3 separate regions of the Homo sapiens genome follow, and regions 1 and 2 are each linked to region 3. Evidence: chromatin contacts called from ENCODE Hi-C or POLR2A ChIA-PET data. All regions are on one chromosome and are shown on one strand. The core of a region is the stretch at or near the end of the contact, and the rest is flanking DNA. Distances in the headings are between cores, read along the strand shown.

Evidence for each region. A loop is a pair of places that touch in the nucleus more often than their neighbours do. ChIA-PET counts read pairs that join two places held with the same protein, here RNA polymerase II (POLR2A). Pooled maps may share reads with other maps.
Region 1: a loop to region 3 is called in a map of endothelial cell of umbilical vein, with 6 times the contacts of the local background. The contact joins two enhancer-like sites. A Hi-C loop is called at or near these places in 9 of 168 maps with a recorded cell type or tissue (IMR-90, PC-3, aorta and 5 more) and 6 of 50 pooled maps. POLR2A ChIA-PET finds 5 or more read pairs at or near these places in 3 of 52 experiments (AG04449, AG04450 and MCF 10A).
Region 2: a map of chondrocyte shows a loop between it and region 3 (3-fold over the local background). The contact joins two enhancer-like sites. A Hi-C loop is called at or near these places in 5 of 168 maps with a recorded cell type or tissue (A673, aorta, chondrocyte and 2 more). POLR2A ChIA-PET finds 5 or more read pairs at or near these places in 1 of 52 experiments (HepG2).

The regions. Positions count from the first base shown.
Region 1 is chr2:215,457,911-215,462,110 of GRCh38, forward strand. It overlaps LOC102724849 (a long non-coding RNA gene), which reads left to right. Exons shown (of 4, transcript NR_110607.1): 3 at 4,040-4,200. Among named protein-coding and RNA genes, the nearest start is that of FN1, 24 kb to the left of the region's middle. Within about 2 kb of position 2,886, at least 2 of the 41 ENCODE cell types and tissues checked have a DNase peak (open chromatin) inside an H3K27ac peak, as active enhancers do; they include endothelial cell of umbilical vein, where a contact is called at or near this core.
Region 2 is chr2:215,621,477-215,625,996 of GRCh38, forward strand. LINC00607 (long intergenic non-protein coding RNA 607) reads right to left here. Exons shown (of 10, transcript NR_037195.1): 6 at 2,636-2,759; 7 at 1,210-1,285. It overlaps LOC102724861 (a long non-coding RNA gene), which reads left to right. Exons shown (of 8, transcript NR_187737.1): 2 at 382-449. Among named protein-coding and RNA genes, the nearest start is that of LINC01614, 94 kb to the right of the region's middle. Within about 2 kb of position 3,060, at least 10 of the 41 ENCODE cell types and tissues checked have a DNase peak (open chromatin) inside an H3K27ac peak, as active enhancers do.
Region 3 is chr2:215,525,967-215,530,616 of GRCh38, forward strand. No RefSeq gene overlaps it. Among named protein-coding and RNA genes, the nearest start is that of FN1, 92 kb to the left of the region's middle. RefSeq lists an enhancer at 2,158-3,357. Within about 2 kb of position 2,730, at least 5 of the 41 ENCODE cell types and tissues checked have a DNase peak (open chromatin) inside an H3K27ac peak, as active enhancers do; they include endothelial cell of umbilical vein, where a contact is called at or near this core.

The sequences.
Region 1 (4,200 bases), core at 1,636-4,135, 68 kb before region 3:
TCAGTGCATGCTTTTCAGGTCCTGCTGATCTCAGGGTGGGATTTTGATTCAGGTCCCAGTAATCAGAGCACTGCAGTACCTGATTACCAACAGCCTTTACTATTTGTTCATGGCTGGGCTTGCAGTCCAAACTAGGCCAATGGAAACCCTTCCTGAGAATTTTTAAAGAATTAATTAATAATCACACTTCCGTTTGGAATTGCTAAAGTGGTAGAATGTAGGTGTGATGCTACTGGTGATTACTCTGCCTCTGTGTGGGAACAGCCTTCCTGAGAATGAAGGCACCCCAAAGAAAAGTGAGCTCTGAGATGGAAGGGCTCAGCTCTGAAGATGTCATTTGAGCATCTATACGGTGCTGCATTGTACATATCATGCTTCTGGACTTCTAAGTTATTGAGCCAATAAGTTATTATATTTTGTTTAAGCACATTTGAGTTTGCATTTCTGTCATTGTCAACCAAGAGTTCTAACAGTCGGCTCACAGAGCCTCCGATGTAACGTTCCCACTGTAAACATTCAGATTGATTAATTAATTTGAATCCCAGCTATAGAACCCTGATAGAGAGAATCTCTACCCTCTGATCCAATCAGACAGGCTCACAGAGCACAAACATACCTGTTGTACTCTGGTGGGTGGGTGAGGGGGGATAGTGATCATGGAAGAGGAACAGAGATACATAACCAAAGCCATTTGGTTCAAATGTGTGTGACTTTTATAATCAGACAATAAGAATATTTATTTTGAATAATCACTTAAAACAATTTAAGTAGATTTGAATAATCTATTAACAAATTTTTGCTTTTTTGTTACATTCAGTGGCTGCCAAGAGTTTTTAATCACTCAAGTGATTTTAGTTAACAATTAATAATGAAAATCTAAGCAACAAAAATGTTCACTCTAAGTCATTTGACATAAGAGAACTAGTGCTCAGATGGTACACGGAGAACCCATTTTTCATTTCCACGCTTCACAATCTCACACTCTTTTGCCAAATTCCTACAACCAGTCCTTAATGACCTAGTCTCAGTCTCAAAGTACCTCTCTCCCTAAGGCATCCTGTCTCCCCAGAAACAGGAATGTATTGCTAAGTGGACCTTACAGATTATTTAGGCCAGCTTTCATATGAGATGAAAAGTTTCAAAGAAGTCAATAATAGTGAAACATTTTTTTAAAAGGTTGGGGGGGGGATTCTAATTTTATTGAAATCCCCCAAAGAACTTGATATTACAGGTGACATCAGTTCCAGCTCAGACTGTAGCTAGTTGAGTCCTCTGTTCCACAGATTTTATTCCTAAGTAGATCTTTGCCTTTAGAAGTGAGTGTCAAGCCTATTCAGTAATTTCAAGCTGGAAGAGACCTTGGGAATTTTCTAGTCCATATCTGTCATTTTATTTTTATTTTTATTTTTTTTGAGACTGAGTCTTGCTCTGTTGCCCAGGTGGGAGTGCAGTGGTGCTATCTCGGTTCACTGCAACCTCTGCCTCCTGGGTTCAAGGGATTCTCCTGCCTCAGCCTCCCGAGTAGCTGGGATTACAGGCATGTGCCACCACGCCTGACTGATTTTTGTATTTTTAGTAGAGATGGGTTTTCACTGTGTTGGTCAGGCTGGTCTTAACTCCTGACCTCTGGCGATCCACCTACCTTGGCTTCCCAAAGTGCTGGGATTACAGGCACGAGCCACTGCACCCGGTCCATACCCATTATTTTAAAGAGGAGGAAACTCAGGCTCAGAAAATATGGACCAATAATCAAAGCAGGGAGACACGTACATCCCAGGAAGGAAAAATGGCTGGAACAAAGGCGCTGAGTCAAGAAAAGATATACTCAGGGACAAAATTTTGAAAATGAATTTGGATGTGACTTTAGTTGCTTAATGGGTTGACTGTAAACTTGAAAGGTAAATTATTAGGTCCAAATTATAGAAGGTTTTGAATGTTAAGGTGAAGGGTTGTTGCTTTGTTTTTAACTTTATAAACACATAAAAGTAGGGAAAGTTGAATAATGAAAGCCATGTGGTTACCACCCATTTTCTACAATGATCAACTCATGATCAGTTATATTCCTTCTATGACTCTACTTCCTCCCTCCTTCTCTTCTGTCTCCCAGATTATTTTGAAGCAAATCTTTGTCATAATATAGCTTTATAAATATTTCAACATATTTCAAGCCCCAAACTAAAGACTTAGAGGGTTTCTAAGTATTCTGTAGATAAGAAGAAGCCTTTGAATATTTTCAACCCAGGGAGCAACATGTTCAGAACTGCAGAAGGCTCTTCCGGCAGTTCCATATGGGATGGATTGGAGTAGGAAGTGGCAGGGTAGTGTAAGCACTTGATATGCCACATTGTCCTTGTCACAGAAGCGTTGTTTCCTATTTTCCAAGTTTAACGTATGCTCTATAGTTTCCCTTGCTGGTATTTAAGGGTAGAAATAATTTATAGATTCTTGGCCAATGGAGATATTTCCGTTTTAGAGGTTTTGTCATTCTGACATTTCAGTTTCACGCTTTGTAGTTCTTTTATGCATTGAGGTGTATGGCAATAATGTAAGTGTGAATTTTTCTATTTCTCCTTATGTATTAAATATTCACCTTTTATTTTATTATATTGCTTAATGAGGACATTCTGTGTACTAGTTTGATGTTTATGGAAGAAAAACAAAAGCTTCCCTAGCTCTAAAAACTTGCCTTTTAAGTTCCTCATCTCTATAAGTAGCAAAACATAACACATAAATTATTCAGGCAATACAAAATGAAAATAAATACATTTCAATTGGCTATCTAAGAGATTATTTCTCTGTGCATTGAGTCTTCTTTTATGTAGTCACTGCAAAACCATGAAAGATTGAAATATTTTCTGAATGAGAAATCTTTCAACATGAAGCAGCACACACAGCACTGTGAGCAGAAACTAAAATAAACCCTGTCTGGCCTCAAGGTTCATGTTGCATATTTAGAGTTGGAAATACTCATTTCAGGGTACATTTTTCTTTAACCCAGTCATCCCAGAGTGGAACAACAACATAGAGAATAGATAAGATTGTCTGTCTGGCTAGCTGAACACACTGTCCTTCACACTGCTGAGAAATTTGCAGAGTATGGTAGAGGTTTTTAGATCTTGAAACTGTACAAGGCACTCTTCTGCTTTTAATTTATGCTTTGAAGATTTATACAAAATAGAAAGACCAAATAACTCACTTTCCATTTAAAGTGCTCACGTTTTCCATCTGGTACATTGTTATGAATAACATGTCTGCATGACATAACAGAAAATTTTTCATACCAGTGCGGGTCTGCCATCAATTTATAATCAGAAATGTCACATGACGTATTGAAAAGAAATCAGAATTACACACGGTTGCTGCATTTGCCTTCTTATATTTCTTACCAGAAGCCCTTTTCCTTCTTTTCAGCTGCCTCTGTGAATTGTGTGGAATCATTAGAGAAAAACCCAAGTAGAGAGCTAGCAATTTTACAAAACTGTAAAAAAGTTCTTTGAATAACCATAACAATGGTATATTTTCAGTGCTTTTCCTGTTATCTTTTTGGTTGCATTTTTAAATCAAAACACAAAATTGATAGATGACAGATAATAAAAAATTTTTATAACCAGATCTCTTCTAATGCTTGAAATTTCAGGTGAATCAACAGAAAGCAATATGAGCATGATTATGCTGCTATAATGGGTCAGACCAGTACCTCATGCTAACTAAAAGTCTGTCTATGACTGTGGCAGTCATGTGTATTTTCTGAAAAAGAATTCTAGCTTCTCTACAGGATTTCAGACTTAGAAAGTCAGAGACCTGCCCAAAGCTTTCCCAAACTTCTAATTAACAGAGGGCCAAGGCAGAGAACTTGAGTTCTCATTACTGATCTCCCACTAATGGGATGTGCCACCTTAGGTGTATTGTTAATTTCTGTTTACAGTGTTTCACTTTCTTTATTTCCAGATAAGAAAAGATTCTAATTACAAAAACAATTTTAAAAGAGTCTACACATAGAAGATAATAATTGCTATTATTTTTACTTATCTAAATCTAGGGAATCATGATTGCCAACAATCACTCAGCACCAACAATTTACTGAATGTTTATCTGCCTGCATTCTTCTTGTGGCTGGAAATGTAGCAGTGAACCAGACCGAGACCCTGATCCGCTGGGTATATAGCTGGGGGAGTCAGACATTCATGAAAATGACTTCTA
Region 2 (4,520 bases), core at 1,810-4,309, 96 kb after region 3:
AAGGAGATATAACTTTTGCTGCCCCTTCTTCCAGACATCTGATAAGCCAGGATTCATTTTTATGTTCAGCTATGTGAGACCAAAGTAACTTCTCATGGTTGCCATGGGATACCTTCTAAATATGTGGCCTGATGTGATTTCCCCAAATTGTTAAGCAGTGAAAATATCATAGTTTCTAAGTATACAGATTTTTTTCAATTACATATCTAGATAAATGTGATATTTCCCCTTTGGGTTGTATGATATTAGACTTGGCTATGTTTCAGTAGATTTCAGTAACAGAATTAAAGACTTTCTAGCTACAGGGCATCAATAACTTAGAGACCAGTTAATTTGGGTTGACGATTTGAATGATGCCAACTTATTTTTTTTTTTTAACAGAGGAAATTTGTTTTGCAACAGAAAACATAAGAAATTTTCCCTGCTTGGAAGATACTCATACATACCAGGTATGCTCATCATACTTTGTATAAACCTTGACCAGTGAACTTTTATGTAGTGACTATTTGTTCAGTTGTCCTTCTTCTCTACTAAACATGGGCTCCTGGAGGGCATGGAGTGTGTTGTTTGTCTCTATCCCTAATGTCTAGCACAGTGACTGATGCATTGGCGGTATTCCATAAATGGTGGTTAATGAATTGTACTTGGACAAAGAGGCCTTGGAAGAAAGATAGTGATAGCGTCAAGGAATAAAATTTGTTTTGAATATAAGTCTTTGCCCCACCCACAATTTTTGGCTCTAGGGAGATAATAACAAAGATTTAACTGGAAATTCATTTCCCCACAAATATATAGAAACCCAGAAAATAGACTTAGGATTTAGAGCAGCAAGGCAATATCCTAGTAATCTACTGAAGCAGTTTGGCTGTTCTGCCACCCTGGAGGTAATTGTATTTGCGGTTGAGAAGGGATGCCACATCACATTATGTTGATCTGTATATCCATCACTGCCTGTGCTTTCCTCTGCCACCCCCTTGCATGATACAGTGTAATTCCAGTGATAGAGACTATTGTGACATTGCTAATATGAGGGAAAAAATAATTTTTTAAAATAAGGGATTTAGCAATGCCTGTGAAATGTTGAACATAGATACTTTTTAAAAAGTACTCATTTCTCATTTCTCTTTTACATGCTGGGATGTTTCCTTCAAGCCCTCCTTCATCTAAAGATGATGTAAATTTTCTGGCACATAAATCCCTCTTTCTTACCTTCCTTTTCATCGTTAAATACTCTTTCCTTTCTGAAGGGAAGCACAGTTCCCCAAAGCCCATTGGTTTGCAGCAGCTGCAATAGAAAAAACCTGTGTGGAGTTCAAGTTTTTTTTTTTGTTTGTTTGTTTTTTGTTTTCAGAAGGAGGGAGAAGGGAAGTTCTACCCAAACAGTAATGGCCAGGTAGGAGACTCATACCTATTCTCCATCAGCTCTCTCTGAATCTGCCTGGGTACTACCTGGGCCTTGTCTTCAGGGCTGCAGTTGCCATAACTTCATAGGTTTTTGCAAATTCAGCTCCCAGAAGATGTTTTGTTTATTATTGTTTGCCTGTGATTATGGCCTACAGCTGTAACCACGATTTCCAGCTGACTTGTCAGCAGTTCAGCCTAATTGCAGGCAAAAGGACTCAGCATAATGTAGGTAGGGACCACGTAAGGTGCTCTATACAATCACACAGCCCTGGGCTCCAATCCCGGCTATAGCTCTGTGACTCTGAACAGGTTACTTACTCTCTGAGCCCTTTAGTATACGTGTCTGTAATATCGGAATAAAAATATAGACTTCACTATATTGTCATGGAATTAAGTAAGGTGAGGTATGTAAAGGGTGTGGGAAAGAGGAGGCCCTATAAACAGTACAAATTCATTCCACTTTTGATTAGCTTCCTCTCTCTCCCAGTAGTAACAGAGGCTGCAAGATACAGAGGAAAATGGAAAACGCATCTTTGTTGGGATGCCCTGTTCACTCTTTCTGTCCCACCTCTTTTATATTCTCTTGCTATGGGAGGGCTGAAGGCCTCAGGATGAATGAGGGAAAATGAAGATGAAAACATGTTCTTAAGCGAAAACTTTTAAGAGAAGCAACAATACTTTCCTTGAATTCAAATTTTAAAAATCATAAATAGGCTTTGTATATTCTTTTTTTTTTTCTTTTTTTTTTGAGATGCAGTCTTGCTCTGTCACCCAGGCTAGAGTGCAGTGTTGCAATCTCGGCTCACTGCAACCTCCGCCTCCTAGGTTTGACTGATGCTCCTGCCTCAGCCTCCCGAGTAGCTGGGATTACAGGTGCCTGCCACCATGCCGGGCTAATTTTTTTGTATTTTTAGTAGAGACGGGGTTTTACCATATTGGCCAGGCTCGTCTCGAACTCCTGACCTCATGATCTGCCTGCCTCGGCCTCCCAAGTGCTGGGATTACAGGTGTGAGCCACCGCACCTGGCCAGCCTTTGTATATTTTTATCACTTATATTTGAATACTGTCCAAACAAACTTCCCAGATAAAAGTTCTAAGTTTAAGCTTTGGAAATGTGTTGCTGTGGCCACTTATACTCAAAGAAAAGAGAGGACGAGGGAGGGGGAAGGAAGGAAAGTACTCTGGATCCAAAAGTTCAGGGTAGTTTTACAACACTTTGACAACACTTACTTGCCTGGTCACAGCATTTGCTTTCTCTTACCAGCAGTTTCTTCAAGTTCATGGCATTGCACGTGGAGTGGCAGGACTTATGGAGCGGTTTTGATGCGATATGATACTCTGCCTTAAAACAACTCTAGAGAAAGACACAGGAGACACAAATGAAGTGAATAGACATGCCCTTTAATTAGCATATATTCAAAGACCTGTCATGATGGGGCGATATACTAGGACCTTCAGTTTAACATTACTTAAGTGGGTAAAATGTGCAGAGGAAATTTCTTTGGCCCCAGAGTCTATCTGTCATATACATTTGCTGGGTCCAGCTGTATTTCCTAAATGCTGAACATATCGTTCTGGCTGTTTATATTCTTGGCATCCAGCACTGCTGTGCATTCCCAAGCGCCAGAGAGCACGGAGCGCAGCAGTAGCTTTCCCTAAAAGGCCTGTAAAGCCATGACTAGTTTATTCTCTCAAGGATCCAAGGTACTTGTTAAAGCACAAGATCTGTTGCAACTGACGTGGCTCTGAATTAAATGTGTCGCAACACATTCTTAGGGAGACAGAGTTCCTTTGACTAACAGCCTCCATGTTTGTCAAAACTACTGTAAGCCAAAGGTTAGCAGCAGCATCTGGCAGCACAAAACCAAGTCTACAAAGCTAAAGTAAGCACTAGGCCAGTGAGTCCAATGCCTGCTACAGCTTACTCTCTCCACTGCTCGGTCTGGGTATGAATTTACAGACTACACTGGGTGCATAAAAACAGAGCAGAAACCTGGGTGATTCTTTTACTCCCAGAGAGAGATGCCCAACTCTGTTTTGGAACAGGCAATGTGGTGGATTTTCAAAAACATTTGTTTTCATTGATTATATATTTTAAATGAAAAAAATGACATTTTTAGGTAGCTCAGTTTAAGATATTCAAAATCTCATAGAGGCAGAAACATTAAAAAGGGCTGGGGGAGGGATAGCATTAGGAGAAATACCTAATGTAAGTGACAAGTTAATGGGTGCAGCAGACCAACATGGCACGTGTATACCTATGTAACAAACCTGCACGTTGTGCACATGTACCCCAGAGCTTAAAGTATAATGAAAAAAATAATTAATTAAAAATTTAAACAAAAAAGTAAGTCTAAGATCAAATGGCACAGGAATGCAGTGGAGGGACTTAACCCAGGCTGAGACAGGAGGGGAGGCAATGGTGGCACCATGGGGCTGCTACCAGTTTCCCTGGAACCCCAGATAACTCTGCAATCCGAATAACTGGACATACAGCATCCAGCTTGTTTACACACCTTCACTTTGAGCCACTGGGGGATGGGCAGATTGGTACACAGGTTTTCTAGAGGAGGCCTAAATTAAGGTTTAGAGTGCAAACTGAAACAAATGGGGAGGTGTCACTCTTATAAAGGTTAGAATCCAGCTTTCACTTGAGGCCGAATACTTCTGATGTCTCAGCTTTATGTGTGTTTAACACAGTAGGTATCAAAGCATCTGATATTTCAAAATGCACTTGTGGCCTACCTCTGACTCTGACCTAAAGAGGGAATGAAATAATTTGTAAGCATGGCAGATCAAGGAAAAAGAGAATTTGTTCTAGCAAAAGTCTTTAAAAGGTGATACCTTTGGATATGGAAGTTTCACTTAAAGAATTTTATTTCAAGTGAATACTTAAGAGAATATTTAGTTACAAGTATATCCATCACTGTTTTGTTTTCTTCTTGAAAGAAAGGAAAAACAGGAAGCCATCTAAATATTTGTCCAACAGTAACACATTATATGGTACAGTCCTATAATAGAATAATTTACAGTCTTTAAAAAGTGATTTTATAGAATAATATGAAAAAATGGAATGACATTGTTCAGAAAAAAAAAGCAAATTGAGAGTCATGCT
Region 3 (4,650 bases), core at 1,480-3,979:
GAGGCATGAGAATCACTTGAACCCAGGAGGTGGAAGTTGCAGTGTGAGCCGAGATGGTACCACTGGGGGATAGAGCAAGACTCTGTCTCCAAAGCAAAAAGAAAGAGGCTAAGGTTGGTGGCACAGAAAATGGACACAGGGTACAGAACTCAGAAGGGCTTTGTATTTCAAGCTCCTTAGTACAATGGGATGAGAGGGAAAAGACGTGAGTGAAGGAAAGGGGCTGGCTGAGTTTCCTAAAAATATTTAAAGTAGGGTTTATCTTTTTGAGCCAACTAAAACTAAAGCTTAGTAATCAAGCATAGTACACTGTGGACAAGAATCAGTTAAACAGCAACCCCCTGGAAAAACAGCACACCCAAACATTGCTAGGGAACAGCTGGAGAGAGACCACTTTAGGGAATATTTCGGTCTAGAAGTTGTTCTCTCCCCACCATGGGTTAGACAGGCCTGTAAGACTCCTTCCAGCACATCAGACAAGATAAAGAAAGCATTTTTACAGATGAGAAGATTGTGATACCTTCCGCTTTTGCAAGGATAAGTGAAGTAGCAAATGGATGGGGGGCGGGGGGTGGGGGCGACTGGTACTTATAGAAACACAGTTGATGAAATGTTGAATGTTTATGTCTGAAATCTGAACAGCTGGTTCCAGACTGAGAATTCATGTCTGTAACATGTCTGCTGCTGGACAGGAAAGTGATTATTCTTCCATGGATTAGCATGGGATGCAGAAGAAATCAAAAGATACCACAGGCATGGAATGACCTTGCAAGAAGATGAGCTGAATAGCAGTCAAACAGCTGCACTGCCTTGACCGTACCCTGACAAGGGTTTCATCAGGTCCTCAGTGAGAAGGAATAGGCACTGGACTCCAAAAATGGTGGGAAAAGAGTTCTAAAAACGTAAGGCCCTGGAGCCTAAAGAATGGTGAATGAGGATGGAGGAGCAGACAGAGGAAGCTGAAGATGCAAATGACGAACTTCAAAATTTTCCTTCTTAACATAATTCTTATATGCTGTTGTTTTGTGCATTACCTTTGTTCTAGTCCCAAAGAGGTATGTAGGTCTTTTCAAATTTGAGGTAATACCTGCTGCATATTTGCTTCTCCCCCATATAACCTGTCCCATAAATCTTCCAAGGTCAAAGAAACCTGAGAAACTATGTCATGGAATTCTTGATTCGGGGAAAAAATATGATTTATCACTGCAGCTAGATGTTTATAATCCAGGCAGTCATGCTAATCAACAAATCATAATTTGTTGATACTGATGACCTGGCTGGAAGCTTCTTCTCTCCAAGTTTTTGTAGCCACCATTATGACTGTGCAGTGGACAGAGAATCCACACTCTGGCTGGCTAGGGTGCCCTGTTTGAGTGTTCTCATGATTGGGTATTGGCTCCAGCTTATTAGCTGGTAGGATGTTGGCAATATTAAGCTACCCATGGGGTTCTTTATCAATCTTATTCCTTGAAACAGGAATCAAAAACACATATACACTGGCCAGGCGCGGTGGCTCACGCCTGTAGTCCCAGCACTTTGGGAGGCCAAGGCGGGTGGATCACTTAAGGTCAGGAGTTCGAGACCAGCCTGGCCAACATGGTGAAATCCCATCTCTACTGAAAGTACAAAAATTAGCCAGGCATGGTGGTGTGTGCCTGTAATCTCAGCAATTGGCAAGGCTGAGGCAGGAGAAATTGCTTGAACCCCGGAGGTGGAGGTTGCAGTGAGCTGAGATCATGCCACTGTAGAGAGAGAGACTCCATCTCAAAAACAAAAAGGAAAACAAAACAAAACAAAAAAACCCAAAACCCCAAAACACATATACAGGAGAATGTGGGGACTCTGAAATGTGTGAATGAACCAAAGCTAAAACCCTCCCAGTATGTCCCTGGTTCCACAGAAAGAAAGCAGCTGCCGTGTCTACATTGGAAACTAGATCAGTGCATGACTGAAAATAATGATGTGTTGGCATGAGGTTACATACTTAACCAAAGAAAGCTTTTCTTAAATAAAGGGTGAAGAATGACATCAACTATTTGGGTTATCTAGCCACATTGCTTCAAGTTGGGCTTGTTTCCTGAAATCTTTTCCAAACCTTTTGGATTAATTTTTATTGTATTAATAAATATTCTACAACAAACCAGTTTAGTAAAACAATTTAGACCATTAGGACAAAAACACACAAAAAACACGCTAATCTTTTTGTTAGCTACATAATTTTGTTGACATTCTTCTTGATTTTAGAAGGCTGTTAGTAATTGATAGCTTAGATCAAGTCTACACTGAAAAAAGGAAAACAGAATGAAAAAATGTCTTATGAAGTTCACCAGTGTAGATAGTTTAGATTTCAAAGAAAATTTCTTAATTGTGTGTCTATACTATCTGAATGCCTTGATTATTGACTAGATTTTTACCATGTTTTGTGATATTTGTGTGTGTCTGTGTATGTATGTGTCTATCCATCTAATCTATCCATTTCTATTATCTACAACATTTGAGTCAAAGTTCTTGCATTCTTTCTATATTTGCCAAAAGTATGAAAAGAGAAATGCCCTAAAAGTATATATATTTTTATATATAAGTGGTTTTTTTTTTTCTTTCTTTCTAATGGCTCAAAAATTATGTAGGTGGAGGATTTGGCTTTATCTTGAATGAATCATCTTTAGAATCAATACTGATTCAGGGTGAAAATGATCGTGGGGGATTGTTCTCATTTTTCCATGTTGAACATACCATTCCAGAAGTCCTGTGGCAATTCCCAGCTTAGCCGCTGACTCATTCAGCCATATTTCCCTCCACAGGATGTGAGGAGGTGGTATGTCTGGGGACCATAAACATCCCTAAGGCATCACCCCCACCTAACCCTGGGGCTTGACTGAGTTTTATGAAATACAGGGCCAGGCTCAGCCCTTGTGTTTCTACATTGTCTTCAGAAGCCTGAACAATAAACCATAAACCATAAGAAAGATGGGTGTAATTAATTCCTTTTCTACACAGTTGTACACTCTGCTGCTAAGTATTCTAGTCCTCCTATCTTTTCTGCAATGTATTTCTAAACTTTTACATGTAGTGTGGAAAACATGTTGGAATTATGCACACATATAGATTGAGAAGCTTACAGTCCTTGAAACAGGTAAAAACCTGAACTGAAGAAAGTCTGTAAAAGATCTGTATCATGACTTTGTAGGGTAGTTGTTGTATGGTGGGCACAAATCAAATCTAACTGCTGTCCTCATTAGAAGAGAGAATTTGGATACACGAAGAGACACCAGGGATGCATGGACACAGAGAAAAGGCCAGGTGAGGACGCAGTGAGAGTGTGGCCACCTGCAAGTGAAGGCAGCGGGGCTTGGGAGAAATTAAACCTGCCTGCACCTTGATCTTGGGCTGCCAGCCTCCAGAACTGTGAAAATAATTTCTATTGTTTAAACACCCTGTCTGTGGTATTTTGTTATGGCAACTCTAGCAAACTAATACAGTGGTGTAGTAGGAAAAGCTCAGTTTTGAAATACAGTCAGGAGTTGCTTAACAACGGGGCTATGTTCCAAGTTATGTGTTGTTAGGTGACTTTATCACTATGCAAACATTGTAATGTGTGCTTACATAAATCTAGATGGTATAGCCTACTACACACCTAGGCTACATGGTATAGCGTATTGCTCCTAGGCTACAAGCGTGCATAGTATGTTACTGTACTGAATACTGTGGGCAATTGTAACATAATGGTAAGTATTTGTGTATCTAAACATAGAAAAGGTGCAGTAAAAATATGGCATAAAAGATTAACAAGTGGTACATAAGACAGCTTCATTATAATCATGCAAGACCACCATCATATTTGTGGTCCACCATAGATTCAAATGTCCTTATGTGTAACCTGACTGTAGATGAATCTGAGTACAGCTTGCAGCACTAGTGTAATCTTGGAAAAATTGTTTAAACACTCTGAACACCAGTTTCCCCATTTGTAAATTGAGGATAACAATAACTACCTATCAAGGTTATCTTAAGGAACAAATGAATCTATATAGGTAGTGCCTGACATAAAGTAGGTACTCAAGAAATATTTTAGAGACTTTACTCTCTGCTGGGGGAAAGGCATAGAATTTTGCAATTAATCAGATTTGGATTTGAATCTGCATTTCGTCACTTAGCCAAGTGACCTTGGGCACATAACTTAAAATCTGCGATCACCAATCCTACATATAAAACACTAGGAATGTATTACGTTAGGTGCTCAGTACATCTTAGTTCTCCTTGGAGATTCTGGTTACAGACACAGTTCCAATTCTTTCTGAATATCAAAGTAATATATAAACAATGTGTTTGCTAGGGAGAGGTGTGTTTGCTAGGGAGGGTCTAACCGAGAGGATGAGGCTCTAATTACAATATTTATAGTACTTGTATTTTGATTGCTTATGCTTACTCACCACATGATGAGTAAATGGGATGGTCTTTCTGAAGGAAAAGCAACTATACAAAGGATTCAAAGAGAAAGCTTTACCATCAGGCTGACACAAAGGCTATTAATAATCCTGTCCTCGAGGTGCCATGTGAAATCTTGATTCCTAAATGAGAAAATAAGTACATGTAGAGCTGAAATAAGTAAAAATCTATTTATGCAAGAGAAAAGTCACCATTAATTTGCTA